2 separate regions of the Homo sapiens genome follow, and region 1 is linked to region 2. The links are chromatin contacts, found by Hi-C or POLR2A ChIA-PET in ENCODE. All regions are on one chromosome and are shown on one strand. The core of a region is the stretch at or near the end of the contact, and the rest is flanking DNA. Distances in the headings are between cores, read along the strand shown. Region 1 has its middle 160 kb from the start of TTC29. Region 2 has its middle 55 kb from the start of C4orf51.

What was found. Hi-C counts contacts between places; a loop is a spot of excess contacts on that map. ChIA-PET counts read pairs that join two places held with the same protein, here RNA polymerase II (POLR2A). Pooled maps may share reads with other maps.
Region 1: a loop to region 2 is called in a map of chondrocyte, with 24 times the contacts of the local background. The contact joins two enhancer-like sites. A Hi-C loop is called at or near these places in 3 of 168 maps with a recorded cell type or tissue (PC-3, ascending aorta and chondrocyte) and 5 of 50 pooled maps. POLR2A ChIA-PET finds 5 or more read pairs at or near these places in 1 of 52 experiments (Panc1).

Annotation. Positions count from the first base shown.
Region 1 is chr4:147,102,260-147,105,124 of GRCh38, forward strand. No RefSeq gene overlaps it. Among named protein-coding and RNA genes, the nearest start is that of TTC29, 160 kb to the left of the region's middle. Within about 2 kb of position 1,497, at least 10 of the 41 ENCODE cell types and tissues checked have a DNase peak (open chromatin) inside an H3K27ac peak, as active enhancers do; they include PC-3, where a contact is called at or near this core.
Region 2 is chr4:145,733,289-145,736,097 of GRCh38, forward strand. It overlaps a transcript of C4orf51 not described here. Among named protein-coding and RNA genes, the nearest start is that of C4orf51, 55 kb to the left of the region's middle. RefSeq lists a silencer at 1-153 and enhancers at 709-1,508, 1,509-2,306. Within about 2 kb of position 1,408, at least 32 of the 41 ENCODE cell types and tissues checked have a DNase peak (open chromatin) inside an H3K27ac peak, as active enhancers do; they include PC-3, where a contact is called at or near this core.

The sequences.
Region 1 (2,865 bases), core at 247-2,746, 1.4 Mb after region 2:
AGAAAATTGTTGTTAGAAAGGCAAAATTGGCCAGGCTCAGTGGCTCACGGCTGTAATCCCAGCACTTTGGGAGGCCGAGGAGGGCAGATCACTTGAGGTCAGGAGTTTGAGACCAGCCTGGCCAACATGACGAAACCCCATCTCTACTAAAAATAAAAAAATTAGCCAGGTGTGGTGGTGGACACCTGTAATCCTAGCTACTTAGGAGGCTCAGGCAGGAGAATCACTTGAACCCGGGAGGCAGAAGTTGTGGTGAGCCGAGATCGTGCCATTGCACTCCAGCCTGGGTGACAGAGCGACACTCTATCTCAAAAAAAAAAAAAGAAAAAGAAAAAAAGAAAAAAAAAGAAAAGAAAAAGAAAGAAAGAAAAGAAAAGAAAGAAAAGGAAAGAAAAGAAAGGCAAAATTGCATTCAGCATTGCCAAAACCCAGCCAATATTCACTATAGCTTGTGACCGACTGTAAATGAGAAGTCTTGGGCAATTTGTGTAAAATACTTTATGTCTAAAGCAAGAGCCTCAATTCATTTCTTCTGAACATACTGTTCTTTTCTACATTCCTCTTCCTATATTACACCCACCCCACCCACCATATACCACCAGCTGCACACAGCTATTGCTGTTTTAGAAAACTGTATGTACTAGCTGATGTAAAAATGGAAACAAAAAAAAACAACTGGTGGTTTTTAAATAGTTTTTACTATAAAACTTATATATACCATTATAGAAATTTGAAAGTGAAGAAAATTATAATGAAAACCATAAAAATAATTTATAATTGTACTACATGAGGTAGATTCCTATAAATATTTTCTTATATTTCCTTCCAGGTTTTATATTGCTATTGTAGTTTTGTCTATGCATTTGTATAGTAATGTAAACATAATCTATTCCTATAAGGTTATAATACAAAATTTGGACCATGTAGTCTATTCAGATTTGGTGTGGGGGCCACTGGCTTTTTTTTTTTAGCTTTGTTTTATAATGAACATTTTTACTCAAATTTATGATTTTTCCCCATGTATATGCACATATATTTTTAAGAAATTTGTAGTTTGGGTGGCCTTTAAAGAGCCATGTGGAATAACTTTGCCTAAAAGTCTGTGAAGAAACAAAACAACTGCACGACCTCAAGTAACCCTGGAAAAGGGTACCCACAAGGGGAAGCGATTGGAAATCAGCCCAAGAGCTTGCCAGGAAGAAGCAAAGAGGGTGCGAGCCAGCAGAAATCAAATGATTTAGCAAGGGGGGTAGAAGTCAGTTGGAGCCAAAGAACTGCCCAGTTAGTCCCTTCTGAGAAAGGAAACACTGTTAATAGCAGAAGCCTAGGTTCTGGCATCAATTTAACTTGCATCATAGTCTGTTACCACTTTCTGTCCTCAGTCTGCCACCCCACCCAGAACTGCTATATTTTCTGGTGTCTCCATGCCCTTCCCAGTCCCACTAAGAATCTATTTATAACAGCAGGAGCTCGCCTTGGTCCACTGTGACACACAGGCTGCTTTGCTGGGAAAGTTCTGCCTGACTCACTGGGGCTGCATGAAGCCTGGGGAGGCAAGCTTCTGGCGTGACTGTCCTTAGAATGTGTACTGAGTTTCCTCAGGGTTCACTGCTCCCGTCTGTGACTCAACGAGAAATGTAGAACACACGTGAAAACCGTGTGAGCCATAGGCATTTGATTTGGTGGGTGGGGGGCGCGGAGCTACATTGAATTCATAACTATGGAAATTGTTTTTTCCAACATTAAATTCATAACAATGGAAATAGTTTTTTCTCTGTAAATTTTCTGCCTCCCTTAATCTATAGTGCTACCTGACCCTTTAACATTGGCCATGAACAAATCACAGAACTATTTTCCTTAAAAGATGAGTGAGAGGAAATTCTAAAACTGGTTAGGAGCGATGTTTTAAAAATTGCCATGTATTAATACTATCAAATAACCAAATATTATTTGATCATATCAAATCAGGGCGAAAGGTAAATTTTATGAGATTCAAGTGCAACTTACCTAAAAGTAATATTTTAAAATTGACACCCTGTTTTCCTACAAAAGTCCCATGGTCTCTTAATTTGCCAGTGAAAATTACTGGGCTAATTTTGTTTGTTAATGAGATAAATGCCAAACACAAGTGTGAGTTAGGCTTGACATTGTGAATGAAGCCACTATAATATGTAATGTCAAAACCATCTCTCATCAAAAAGCACTACCAGCGTGTCATGTCTAGATCCTGGGTGTAAACCCTTGGTTAATAATAGCATAGAAAATCACAAATTTATTCACACTATAAATATGTGTAAAGAAAGTACAGATTTCCACTTCCTCCTTATAATTGAGTCTATCTTTCTCATAAGCCTCTACCTGATGGATAATGAAAGGGAAAAAAACTTAATATAGTCTGACTCAATAATTTAAAATATCCCTTTGGTAAATGCTCCATCTCTGAGGTCATGAATGAGGTCAAGTTCAGTCTCTTAAATGTCACTCTAGATCATCTCTGGCTTTATCAGCAAAGAGTGTGGCTTATATGATCAGATGGTGACAGAGGAGACAAGAGGTATCCTCTGGACCCTCATTGGCCCCTTAGGCACAGTGACTTGTTCAGGCTGGATTTAAACACTAAATTGTGACGAGTCCATCTCTGGGCTTCCTGCTGACATCTGTTACTGAAAGGCTGCTGCGTTTCCTGGCTTCATGTGTGGGATTCTGTGGAGCCTCCTCATGTTCCAGGCTTGGGTTTGCCATGAGGAAGTGCTGCAGCCTGTCAGAGTCTGCCCCTCCTCTTCCCTCTGCCCTTGGCCTAGGCTGTGCACTCAGCTGTGAGGGCATCCCTTACCCTTCTCCTTTTACAGATCCCTGGCCCATTTA
Region 2 (2,809 bases), core at 158-2,657:
GCCTCCGCCGCCTACGACCCTCCTCCTGCTGATTCCCCCCCACCACCGCCCGCCTCGTCGCCCCCGCGGAGCGCGCGGGAGGGAGGGACCGGGAGCGGCAGGGGCTGCACATGACCTGGGGCGCGGGAAGGAGCCCGCTGCCGTCTAGGCCCGCGAAGGGCCCCGGCAGCCGCCGACTTCTGAGGAAAAGCAGAACGGTGTTTGGTTTACTAAAGTAGCCGCCTCCTACCACTCTTCCTCCCCAGCCCCGCTCTCTGCTCCCCACACCCCCTTCCGTTTACTCCTAGTTACCAAGACCGTCCTTCTCTTAGGATTTCTGTTGAATAGAAAATACAATTAAAAGTCGCAGCACCACCCCTGCCTCCCGCCCCACAAACTCCTAGTGATTATTTTTGTCTCTTAGCCCTAGGTCGGGTTAAATACATTCCCCGGGAGCCATCTGGTCTGATTCCCGGCAACCTTCGTATGGTTTCCATTAAGCTCTCCAAAAGCATGCATTGAAAAGGCAGCCCTGTAGCCACTTAGGAACCTCCGGAGTTTTGCCCTGGCCAGCCCCAGTAGACATCCCAGGCAGAAGGAGAGAAAGGCCTCTGTTTAGGTTCCGAGTCTAGTACCTCATGATCCTGGTTTTAATCTCGAATTTCTTGGCTTTTCCTAGTCCAAGAAAATACAGTTCTCCAAGGTAATGGCTATCATTAATTCATCATTTGTTTTTTACTATACGCAGAGGATAGCTGATTAGAATTCTGTTTTAATTCTAAAAATGAAGGCTAACAGCTTTACAGATAGGTTGCAACAGTAACCTGGCCACACAAGTTCAATTTGACCAGCAACATTGGTATGGTGGGGTCTACACCTTCTCGCCTGTCTGTCCACCATTCCTTAACCCCCAAAAGGCAAAGAACAAATATTTGCTTGTGGAAACATATTCCCTCACACGTGGGTTAGGGCTTGTGTCCAAGAAAAAGGGAACCGGCAGGTTCATAGACTCTGAGTGTTGTAACTAGAGTGTTCCTTAGGATTCATCCGAGATGTATATCCATTGATTGAGGACACTCAGAAAGTGGAGGGGCTTCGGGAAGGTCACGTGGCTGATGAGTACAGTACTGCGGCCTAATTTGGGGATGGGAGGGTGGGGAAGAGACCTGGGCATCAAGAGCTTTATCATATACAGCAAGGAAGATTGTGGTCAAACCAATTCATTAGTGGCACATCCTGAATCTCCCCAGTCCCTCAGCCGCAGTCCCATCTCTGTCCTGCTCTGTGCCTCCCTGTTTGCGGAGTTAGAGCCCTTTGCTGTTCCTCCTGTTTCCCCACTCCCGCCCTGACCGTGTGATTTTTATTTGGGTTTTAAAAATGAAACCAGGTGCTGCATAAAACAAAAGCAAAGTAATAACAAGGAAAGACTAGCCAACGCCTGAGGAATGTGCTGAGTTTTATGACTCAGGCTGTCCTGGCAAAGAGCTTGGACTGACAGCGAGAGGTGGGTGCCACGGAGCACAGACCATACATGGCAGCCCTGGCCTCCCCAGATAGGCATGGTCAAGGCAGCCTGTGACTCATTTCACAAAACCAGAGACTCTTGTTCTTTGTGGAGCAAGACTTCCCGGAGGCTAGAGCAGGATGATCGTCAACTTTTCTCCTTAGAGCCGGTTCAGTCTGATAAAGCAGGGGCCACCCCGGAGTTTGGAGGGGAAGAGAGCCCAGGCACAAGGCCATCCCTGGGAAAGAAACAGGCTTGATGCACTTGGGCGAGGGCTTTGGTGCAGTGAGGAGATGAATAACATGGAAGTTGCAACGTGACATGAAAATTAGCATGTATTGTAGTGGAGACAATGGCTTGAGAGTTCCAGGTCGGGGATTGCCACAGTGCCTTGGAGAAGGGGACTGTTGGAGTGCTCCTAAGCCTGGAGGAGGTGTTTGCTCCTCCTGAGTGCATGGAGCACAGGAAAAGATTGTCAGATGCCAGTAGGGTTTCCGAGGTGCCATTCCTCACGCAATCTGGAAGAGTAACTATGGGCAAAATAGTAGACTTTGCATAAACACCCAGAGAGCCACCCAGGCACACATCCTCACATTGTGAGAATTCTTTTCAAATGAGCATAGTAATGGGATGAGGTGTACATTTTTTTCTGTTACTAAGAGACAGACTGGGAGAGTGAGAATGCAAAGGAGAATGTCTCTCCTAGCAGAGGTGGTGGGAGGGGTTGGAATTTGGATGACAAGGATCTGTTTGTGCCGCCTTCATTACACAGGCCTGAGTGGAATGGGACTGATAGGGCTTCTTCTGGTTTCTGCTTCTGGTTTCTTCTTCCCAGAGAAGGCTGTCACTTTTTGAATGAGAATGAACTTTGGCTGGCATAAATGAGGTCTTCGTGCAGCAGCCCTATGGAACAGGGACTTGTTTTTCCTTATCTTCTTTCTCTTTTTCTTTTCCTTTCCATGGAATACCCATTGAAAAGCTATGGTGACTATTCCATAATTGCAGGCAAAGCTCTGCTTAACTTGTTCCTTAAAGTCTACTTACCTGGAAAAATAAAGTCTTTTAAGGACGATGACTTCATAAATATTTATAGTGGGAACAGGCATCACTCTGGTTCTGCGAGAGAATGGGCTCATTCAATTTTATTTATGATGTGACACTTGGGTGAGTGACATCCGTCATCTGGGTCAGCCCTACACTCTGTTCCAGTGAAGCATGTTTATGGAGTGATTATGCCTGCAAATATTTGCTATATTTAGGCCCTCTCCTCCCCTAACCCCCTCTTAGACTTATTAAGTCCCCAAACCAGCAAAAAGCCAAGCTATG